2 separate regions of the Homo sapiens genome follow, and region 2 is linked to region 1. Evidence: chromatin loops called from intact Hi-C (ENCODE). Cell type or tissue: Calu3. All regions are shown on one strand. Each heading gives the region's core, and the rest is flanking DNA. Links, peaks and the distances in the headings are about the cores only.

Region 1 (5,380 bases), core at 165-5,164:
AAAAGGTGGTTAGAATTTGATCGTGATCATGATCATCACCATTATCACCAAGATACCTCCCTCGAGTATGTTCATCATTCAGAGCACACATCTTCATACAGCTGAATATTGTGTTCCCCTCTGGGTGGCAACTTTCATGAGAGACTCTGGAAACCAGAAATTTCCCAGGAGAGAGCTGCCGGAATGGTACAGGGTCTGTAAACTATGATAGATGAAGATCAAAAGAATTGGGGAATCTCTGCTCTGGAGAAGAGAATCCTGACAAAAATTGAGAGCTAGCAGCTGCTTGTAATGCAGCATTGGGAGCAGATATTGCTGATTTTGGCTTAGTAGAAATAAGAACTTAATAAAACTTATAGCTATTCAATATTGGAGTGGGTCAGGATGAAGTCATGCACATCCTGTCACCAGAAATGTTCATGGCGAGACTGGGGAAACATCTTTCAGGGATGCCATGTAGGGGACCCCCTCCATGGGCTAAGTTGTGGTGAAAAGTTCTGGGTTTGAACTGGGGAGTCAAACAGGTATATGACAAAGAGCTTACCTCTGAGGGGCCTGTGGTCTTCCAGAACAAAGGCTGCCTACATGAAAATATAAGCAACAACCTAAGGAAGTGTATGACATAGGACAGGGGAAATATTAAGAGCTGTGGGTGGTGAGGGCAGTGGCAGAGGAGGGCTTCATTAGGAGGTGGGACATGGGGGAGGTGCTGAAACATGGCTGGGACTGAGATCACTGGAGAGGAAGACTCAGGGCTGCATTTGGGGCTACGGGGAGCATTGTGAACAAAAGACTGTGCTGGAACACAGTATGTCTGGGACAGAGGAGGATTTGTGAGGATACAGATCATAAAATTAGAGAGCACTACAAAGGCTGGATTCTGGAAATCCATGAGTTCCAGGTTATTGAAGTAAATCCTCTAATGGTTTTTGAGTTGCTAAATAGCAATGCTTTTCATATCTGACAGGCAGCACAGGTTTCTTTGTGCAGGGACACAGAGAGGCCAAATGTTAAGGTAGGAAGCAAGTAATATCATGGCATTTTCCTGACCTCTTTCATCTCTGCAGGCTCTGGCCCTAACAGGCTTTTAGGGGGAAATTGTACATTCCTTCTGGTATTTACCAGTATTGGCCTACCCATCCTTAAACCCTCAAATCCCGCTGTATAATTACCCCTAGGAGGCCAGGGGTCATTTAGAACACCAAATGTAGGCAACACCCAGCTATTAGAACTCAAACTTCAGAGCTCTACCTAAATTCTGGCCTGAAGCATACTGAAGATGGGAGGGGGGCCCCAAAGGTGGAGGACCTTTGAGCATGGTGTTTCTTTCTTGAAATAAAGGTGTTTAGTTTCTGAGGTTGGCCTGGGCAGGCTGTGTTCCTGTATAGGGAAGGGTATAGCTCCACTCCCAGGGAGGTCTCTCTGCCACACTAGAGCCCTGGCGGCAAAAAGGCTTACAGATGCTCTCACACTCACCTACTCTCCTGCTTTCTGCATTTAGCTGGGCTCTTAGGGAGGAAAACTGAGATGAGACTCAGGGGTGCTCTTATGACTGCAGATGGGATGGGTGGTTCCAGGAGGGAATGCTGAAGAATAGCTTCTCCAGAAGGGATCTTCCAGGGAGCTTGAGGGGAGCCAGCCAGCCAGCCAGCCAGTGAGTACTCCTCCTCTTTCCTGGGAAGAAGGAGAAGAGGCTGGGGAATGGGCGGTCCAGCAGTTGGTCTCCATGTAGGGCAATTCCTTGGCAAGATAGCAGCAATAACTAACTAGTTCTATGCAAGATCTACCTGCAGGCAGCTGTCCAACACGTTATAATTAAAGGGGTTCCACAAGCCCACTTTTCCAAGTAGTTTCTGTTATTAGCCTATCCTCAGGTTTAAAATGCTACCATTAGGAGAGATTCACTGGACTTTAGCACAAATCTCACCCCAAGGTTCTCTTAAAACATGCAGTTTCACAAGGATGCAATGAAATTAGTTTATTTGCTTATTCCAACCTGTTGAGAAGAGTGCATTGCCCTGAAAACATTAGGAGTTGGAGAAGGCAGCCAAAGACAACCAGATGTTTTGAGAGTGGACAGTACCAAGGGTCACCTTTACTTCCTTCAGGATTTGCTCTGGGGCAACACAGACCCGGTCAAGCAGCATCTCCTGGCTCTGGCAACCCAGAGAACAGTGTAAGGCTCCACACTTGGAAGTGGATACTTTTCAAGCTAGCTGTATGTTCAGTCTCTCCAGGAGGAAAAGCCATAAGAATCTAGGAGTTTGACCATGATCATGAATTCCAACCTTCCACCTCTGAACTGCTCTTCATGGTGTTCCTTCCTGCATGCATTTTTACCATCAGGGTGCTTGTTCTTGAAGCTGCCTGGGGACTCTCAAGTCTGCTCTCTGTGGGGAGGAGGTACGTTTTCACTGAGCAGACACAGCACTCCGCAGGGCAGGGAAAGCTCTCTGTTCCTCTTCCAGTGCAGAAGCCAAGGTCCTGGCTCCTTCGACCTCACACATAGGGCAAAGGCTTCTGCTCAGATGCTTTTCAGAGAGAAGGAAACCGTCCAGCAGGTGTCAGTAAGTTCTAAGATGTGTAAGGAGCCTGGCTTGATAATGGAGTGTGCTCTTTTCCAAACCAGCTCAGCCTTCAAGGATCTCAGAGGAGATGTGACAGACAGAGGGCCTTGAGTGACAGAGCTTCCAAGAGGGGAGCTTGGGAAGGGAAAATTGAAGTCCATTTCCTTCCAGAGATTTGTCGTGTGTGTGTGCCTGAGGATTCTAGGAAGTCTGTCCTATAAATCTGGACTAATTACGCATAGTGAATGAAAAGGAAGAGATTGTTTGGCACCAGTCAGCAGTTCATTATGTCTATGCCTCTGCTGCAGAGCATGAACCATTTCTGGCTTTATCTCAGGGGCAGCTTGTTCGAACTAGCCTTAAGATTCTCCTTCAAATTGAATGAGGCCTTAAACTGAGGTCACTGTGGAAAGGTCACTGTCAGTCCAGCCTGGAGAACTCTTTTCTGAATTAAGTTGGCCCTCCTCCAAATAAAGTGCACATCAGAAGCCCCAGAGCCACTGTAGCTTGCATTAGAGCCCCATTTCTGGCCTGGCATCAAATGGGGTTCTTGAAGATGTGAAGCAGAGGTGTGGAAAAGAGCTCTTTACCTTGCTACATCCTCTTCTTTTTATCAGAATTTATTAAAAGATTGCATTTTCAGGTACAGTGCTAGAAACTACAGAGGATACGTAGAGATATAAGATGGGGTACCTCAGTTTAAGAGGATCAGAATCTTTTTTTTTTTTTTTCTGAGATGGAGTCTTGCTCTGTCGCCCAGGCTGGAGTGCAGTGGTGCGATTTCAGCTCACTGCAACCTCCGCCTCCTGGGTTCAAGCGATTCTCCTGCCTCAGCTCCTGAGTAGCTGGGATTACAGGCATGCACCACCACGCCCAGCTAATTTTTGTATTTTTAGTGGATACGGGGTTTCACCATGTTGGTCAGGCTGGTCTCGAACTCCTGACCTCATAATCCACCTGCTTGGCCTCCCAAAGTGCTGGAATTACAGGCATGAGCCACCGCGCCCGGCCAAGGATCAGAATATTGAAGTGGGCTCTGATAGTCTGTCATTGATCAGCATATTATCCCATTCCTATTGTGCTGGATACAATCAAAGGAACTCCTCCTCCATTTTACAGAATCTTGATGGGTTATTAATTGGGCACCATACCCTACTACTGCGGCATGGGCTTGTAACCTGAGCTGGCCAATCAGAGTCTACCTGGGAATTGCTTTATGGGTGTTATCAGTTTCTTACAGCCAGAGATGTGAAACTAATTCATACATTGATGACATTAGATCTGCCAAACTGTTTAGCACTGTATAAAAACCAGCACATAATTCTGCAGGGACGGGATTGACTGGTCCAGAGATGTTCTTATTTTACATTGTAAGCAGTTGTTCAAATACACAAGGGTTGAAACCAGTTTTCCTCTGTTAAACAGCTGTCATCCTTACAAGCTACTGGAATAGGGGATTTCTAGGAAGTTGATTTTCACGTTAAACATACATTAGTGTTTTCCAAGGGACAAGGATTGTGTCAAATAGTTGGCCAAAATTTACCAAGCTCCTGGAGATGTTGTCACTCCTCTGACATGTAAGTCTCTTGGGCAGTAGAAGGGTCGTGAATGTAGATCCTAAAAGAACTCAAGCTCACAAGCTTGGAAAGTAGCAGTGATGATTTAAAAAACAAAATACTCAACTTTACTTCTTTAATCTGTAAAATTAGATACATTATCATTAGAGAAGGGCTAGAAAAAAATGCTTGCTGAGTTTCTTAAGCCATTCTCCAAGATTCATAGTGTCACACATTCTGTTATTAAAGTTATATTTTATGTTTCACAAGTTTCTTTTTTTTAAGGTATAATTTCAAAGTCTTTTCACTTGAACCTGAAAAGCAGGGTGGGCAAATACTCAGCTCCTTCACTACGACTGTACCCCCGAGCGCTTGGTGGAGACATTGATGCCTCCCAGCACAGTTCCTGTGGAGTCCAGGTGTGGTCTTGTAATTGACCTCAATACAGAGCTCTCAGCATCAGCATTCATCACCAGGCCATTAGTGTGGGCCTATTGTGTGCCATGAAAGATGAAAGCTATTTTCCAGTATAAACTATAGCCAGTGGTGCCATTTTATGTACAGACTCTGAGCAGAAATTTTGCTAGCTCTTATCTGTTCGTTCATAAGCTGGTGTAAGTAAGGCTCTGAGAAACACACAACTTCAAAATCAATCAATGATAGATTGTGACACTGATGCTATGAATATAAATGTTTATGGAAAGGCAGGTGAAGATAAGACCAGTTACTTTTAAGTTCTCAACATGTCAGTTATCTGTCCCTGTGGGCAGAAGATAAATATTCATTAAATAAATCAAAGAATGGTGAACAGTTGAAAGGGGGCACAGTCAAAATTTCACATTTCCAAATGTGTTTTGCTTCACACTGAAGGGTACCAGACACACAGACACGGAGACCCCAAGGTCTTCTGTATGTTCCTTAAAAGAAAGTGACACATCTCCAACAAAACACTGGCTCAGTAGAAAGTCTGTATGGGGCTGGGAAAGTTTCCTATCTTCAAGTTCATTTATTTTTTGGAATCTCAGATTCATTCCTATCTCAGAGGGCTAACCAGGCTCTGACTTGACATAAAGGATAGAAATGTAACAATCCTTGGCTGGGTGTGGTGGCTCACACCTGTAATCCCAGCACTTTGGGAGGCTAAGGTGGGTGAATAACGAGGTCAGGAGTTTGAGACCAGTCTGGCCAACATAGTGAAACCCCATCTCTACTAAAAATACAAAAAAATTAGCTGGGTGTGGTGGCGGGCATCTGTAA
Region 2 (5,380 bases), core at 54-5,053, 91 kb after region 1:
AAAAAGAGAGGAAAGAGCACCAAAAAGGGGATTGTGAAAATAATGGATGGCAACAGAGTGCTATTAGCCCACTTGCTTGAATCCAGGTCTTCTCAGGAGTGAGGAGGCATTAGGAGGTCTATTTCTGGGTGTGCACAGGGTACGGAAGGAGTAATGACATCAAGGTTTCCTTTCCTTGCTTCTGTCCGCACTGGTAGATACAGCTGAAATTCAGTGATGAATGAACACTGGGAGCAGCCTGGAAAGGAAAATGTGATCACAAGGGGTGGCGTGCAGCCTGAGAAGTGTGCGGAAAGGGGGAAGGTGGACAATGTCGCAAAGGCATATGGAGAGGCGCAATGTCCAAACACTGTCCTGATCCTCAAGTAGCTTAGCATCATCGAAACCTCTTTTTTTTTCTCCCAGCACCCATCCCTGGGCCATTCCCCAGTCATTGGAGCAACCTGAGATTTTCCTCAAAGGGCAGCTCTCACAGCAACCCCCCGCTTCCTGATTTCCCTGGGCACAGTGCTGGCTGCTGCAGCCACTCAACAGTTACTGACCCCAGAACTGAGGTCCTCGGCCATGAAGGCTCCTTCCTACGTATGAGACTCCTCAGCTAGGGACAGCATCGCTCCACAGTCCTCTGGTAGGAAGAGTCACACAGCTCAGTTTATCCTACACGGGGAGCACGCTGTAGAGTTAGACAGCGGCAGCGTGCTCCAGCCAACAGCAAGCCTCCTATGAGGCCACTGTCAGTGGGGTGGGACATCAAGTCACTAAACGTTCTCCCCTCCCTTTCAGGCCAAGGCCGACTAGATGGAGCACTGTGCTCCTTTTCCAGAGAAAAAAAGTTAGACTACTTGAAGAGAGCATTTAAAGCTGGTGTCAGGAATATTGAAATGGAATCTACAGTGTTTGCAGCTATGTGTGGACTCTGTGGTCTAAAAGGTAAGCTTTTCGTGAATGCTTAGGGTCAAATTCTCCTCTTTCATGAAGCTACTTTTACACCTTAGGAGAAGAAAAAGAGGTCCAGCTATATATTACCTTGGGCTGAAGGCATGACTTATAATTGTATATAATATACATTATCTCATAATATCTTGTGAGTGGCCAGGACATTATTCTTATTATGCAAATAAGGAAACTAAACCTCAGGGTTCAACAGCTAATTGGTGACATGTTCAGGGCTTGACAGCAAGTTCAGTTTCCTTCATCCTGGTGGTGGCTAGTAGTTTCTATTACAATTGAATTTATTGAGACAAGATACAAACAAAATATTCCTAAAATAGTCCATCAATCATAATTTTAAAGAGCATGGTCAGGGAAGGATGGGAGAAGAATGTGCCACTTGGATATCTGGGGGAAGAGCATTCTGTTCAATGCAAATCCAAGGCCACAGACAGGAGCATTCAAGGAGAATTGGAGGAACAGGGAAGAGATCAGGAGGGGAGAGGCAGTGGTGGAGAATGGGAGGAGAGAGGGAAGATGTACAGATTGTGTAGGACACTGTGAGAACAATGACTTTCACTCTGGGTGAAATGAGAAGCCACTGGAGAGCTCTGAATAGAGAGGTGGCTGGATCTGACCTGTGTGTTAACAGAATCACAGTGGCGGCTCAGCTGGGAAGACCCGAATGGGGTCAAGGGCAGAAGCAGGGAGAAGAACGAGAAGGCGAACGCAGTAGTCTAGTGAGAGTTGATGGACAAAGTGATAGCAGCGCAGGTAGTGAGAAGTAGTCAGATTGTAGAAACATTTTGAAGACAAACCCAACAACATTTGCTGACAACTTGATGTAAATTTGGTGAGAAAGGCAGGAGTTAAAAATGACTCCCATGTTTATGGTCTAAACTACTGGAAGCATGAGGTTGCCATAACTGGGACAGAGGAAATTGGGGTGAAGACATTAGGGTAGTAGACATCAAAATGGAGGCCAAGCAAGCAGGTGAATTTATGAATCTGGAGTTTAGGTTGGTCGTTTGCACTGGAGACATAAAATTCTAAGTTGAAAGCATATAGATGGCATTTAAAGCTATGCAATGGGTAAGATAACAAACAATGAGTCTAGGCACAGATGACAAGAGGTCCTTGCTTAAACGTTAAAAGTTAATTGAGATGGGAGAGACCAAGGAGGAGTGGCCCATGAAGTTGGCAGTACACCAGGGAAGTGTGGCATCCTGATATGCAAAGAGGAAGGCTTCAAAGAAGTAAAGAATTACAGCACAATAAAGCTTCATTTTTATAAGTGGAATTTGACTTGCAAAACTTGTCCTTATAGTCAATGAATTTTAATCTACACATTACAAACAGAATATATGTGGTCATATTTCTAAGAATGCATTTTACAAAAAAGCTGTAGTTCTAAGGAGATTAATTGTTGAACCACTATCCTTAACTACTTGCATCTGTCAGAATATATGTACGTGTAAATTATTGGTAAAAACGTGGGAAGAACACGCAATGCATTTTTGTACTCTTTTTTTTTTTTTTTGAGACAGAGTCTCCCTCTGTTGCCCAGGCTGAGTGTAGTGGCGCAATCTCGGCTCACTATAATCTTTGCTTTGCCTCCTGGGTTCAAGCAATTCTCTTGCCTCAGCCTCCCACATAGCTGGAATTACAAGCTTGTGCCACCATGCCCGGCTAACTTTTGTATTTTCAGTAGAGATGGGGTTTCAATGTTGGCCAGACTGGTCTTGAACTCCTGACATCAAGTGATCCACTTGCCTCGGCCTCCCAAAGTGCTAGGATTACAGGAGTGAGCCACCACGCCCAGCCCATCTTTGTATTCTTTTGAAGGTCATTGCTAGTATCCTCTTTTAGAGAACAAGAGCATCTGCTTTTCTCTCTACAAGTTAGTGACGGTGGGAAAGCAGCACCCCACACAGCCTGCAGGGACACCTGGATTCAGATGGTTCTGCTCCAGGAAATGCCTCCTCACATTTCTTTATTACATAAACAAGTGATCACTTGAGTCATGTCTCCACCTAATGTGTAAGTGTAACATAATTTGTTAACCACTTTATTAATAGTTAAACATAAAATGCCGAGTTATCAACATGTTGCCTTCATGAAAACCGGGTGATGACCAGCAGTTCTTTCTTAAGAGGCACCAACTGGCAGCCAAGAAGAGTTCTAGGCTTGTGGACCCTGGACTCTGAGTCTTTCTTTCTCTGTTTAGGATGTTGCAGAAACCTAAGTGAAGTTATTCTAAGAGCCTTTCTGTCCTTGCTGCAAATCTTTGTAACCTTGCTCTCTCTGCTACCTGCAGGTTTCCCTCCTGGATGCTTTCTTCTCTACATTTCTGTAGTTACTGCCCTCCACTGCATTTTCTTTCTTATGCTGCTGCTGGACCTGCTGGTAGCTGATTTCCGCCTGCAAATAGCTCTCCCCCAGGCCACTGCTGCAGCCTTTCATGGAGTAGACCCCTTCTAGGCTGCCAACATTCACACTAAAAGTTGCATCTGCAGCTCTGTAGTTCTTGGGAGTATTTCTATCTGAATGTCTTCATGGTGCCAGCGGCTCTTTATCTCCCTCAGATTTACTGTTCTAAAAGGTGGATTCCTGGTATGCTGTCCCCTGGAAGATCAGCCACCAAGTATAGAGACCGAAAACCCCATGGATAGGGTGCTATCATATTCTCTTCTTTCATTACTACTTCATAACATCCTGTTCCCGTAACACTGAAGCTTGGAAGCTGGCATCTGGCACCTTTTGATTTTAACCCATTTATAACGCACTTTGTGTGAGCCAGAAAAGCTTGCTTGGGGAAGGGCTGAGAATGCATTCATGGACAGCTGCTGAAACAGAGGAAGTTAGAGAGGACATCTGATGGTAAGCAATATGGAAAAAAAGATTTCACCTGGCACCAAGAGCCCAGGGCCCATAGGCATGTCTCCCTAACCCCCTCCCTGCCACTGTTAGTTATGGCCCACCCTATCCTATCTCTCCAGACAGCCTTCTGACACCTCTTCTGTTCCTTTAGTACACCAGATGACTGGATAACCAATCAGAATTCATACTAAGGTGATGGCTTATAAATACCAAATACTTACATAAACAAAGGTCTTCTAGAGAACCATTGTACTAACTTAGATGAATTACTCACTGAGTTTGGACCATTGCAGAAACAGATCTTTCTAGATCTACTTAGCACAAGGAGGCCTTGGGTCCACGTGGATTACCACTTATTATCTTTGCAGTTAGTATTACACATCTCACCCTAAATCTCACCTCCTCAAAAAAGTCTTGCATGACTACCTACACTCACTCACTCACAATGGTGTCATTCTATTTCATTTATCTGCATCACATTTACCACTACTGACTATATTTCCAGTCTGTTTATATGTTAACTTATATATTATTTCATGCATATTAGTGCATAAAGGCATATATTGATTATTTCTCTCCATTAGTGCCATAAGAACAGGGACCTTGTTTGTCATTGCTGTATCCCCAGTACTTAGAATAATGCCTGCCATATGGGCTTTCAATATTTACTGAACGAGTGAGTGAATGAAAAAAAAAAGGGCCACTAGACTCTTTTTGACTATGGAAAATGGCCATTGCAAACTTTAACCTTTATTCCCCAGCCATATAAGTGGCTTAGAATTGTCTAAAGGACTTAGGAGTATCTCCTAACTGTCCACAAAGGGGGAAATAAAGCCTTAAAGTCAAGCCTCCCTTTGCTCTAAGGTCTATACAAATATTTATTTTGCTAGATCTACAACCTCTGGGTCTGTCAACATTTGATAGGTGGACAAACTACCTATAATAAGGCCACTGACACCCAGAAGTCACTGTTGCTATCCTGATCTCATTATTTTAGAAAAGAGAGTTGGGAATCCAATGCTGTTTTAACAAAGATTCAGGTGAAGGGAAATAGTGGAATTCACCCAATTATTCCAAAGCTAAATTTTCAGCATAATGTAAACCTGTTCAATGGAAGCACTGTGCAATGCTCAATAAATGCATTCTCCTATCACTTTATAATATGCACATATCTGTGTCTCTCTTAAAGCAAAATCTACTTTAATTAAGCCCCAAACATTCTGATGAAAGATGATAATCCTCTTGTACTGTGAACTTGTGGTAAGTATGTTTAACTTGTATTCGTGTTTTAAAGACAGTGCTGCCTTTTGACACAGGCTTGCCTGACAATATATGAAGCCTAATATTTGTCTACGCTTAGGTTCTGCTTAAATCCTCTTCTATGTCTAGTTGTTTGCAGCACTCACAGTGGCTTTTCTTTAAAGAATTCAGTGTTATTTCCTTGGACAGACACTGGTAACTTAGGGAAATATTTAGTCTTTATAATATTACCTTAGTACAGTTCAATGAGAGGGAGCAGAATCTTGACTTTAATTCCATGTTTATATTCTTCTGCTGTTCCCAACAATGA

What was found. A loop is a pair of places that touch in the nucleus more often than their neighbours do. Peaks named below come from ENCODE experiments on the same cell type or tissue, not always from the same donor. Only the 100,000 strongest peaks of a DNase experiment are listed, where the experiment ranks them.
Region 2: it touches region 1 in a loop (9-fold over the local background); 3 of 110 quality-filtered maps call a loop at or near these places.

Annotation. Positions count from the first base shown.
Region 1 is chr2:158,031,876-158,037,255 of GRCh38, forward strand. It overlaps a transcript of UPP2 not described here. Among named protein-coding and RNA genes, the nearest start is that of UPP2, 67 kb to the right of the region's middle. In Calu3, for the core only: a CTCF peak has its summit at 2,541 (motif pointing right); a DNase peak (open chromatin) is centred at 2,566.
Region 2 is chr2:158,122,966-158,128,345 of GRCh38, forward strand. UPP2 (uridine phosphorylase 2) reads left to right here. Exons shown (of 7, transcript NM_173355.4): 6 at 784-930. Among named protein-coding and RNA genes, the nearest start is that of UPP2, 24 kb to the left of the region's middle. In Calu3, for the core only: no CTCF peak of the experiment used is centred there; a DNase peak (open chromatin) is centred at 2,856.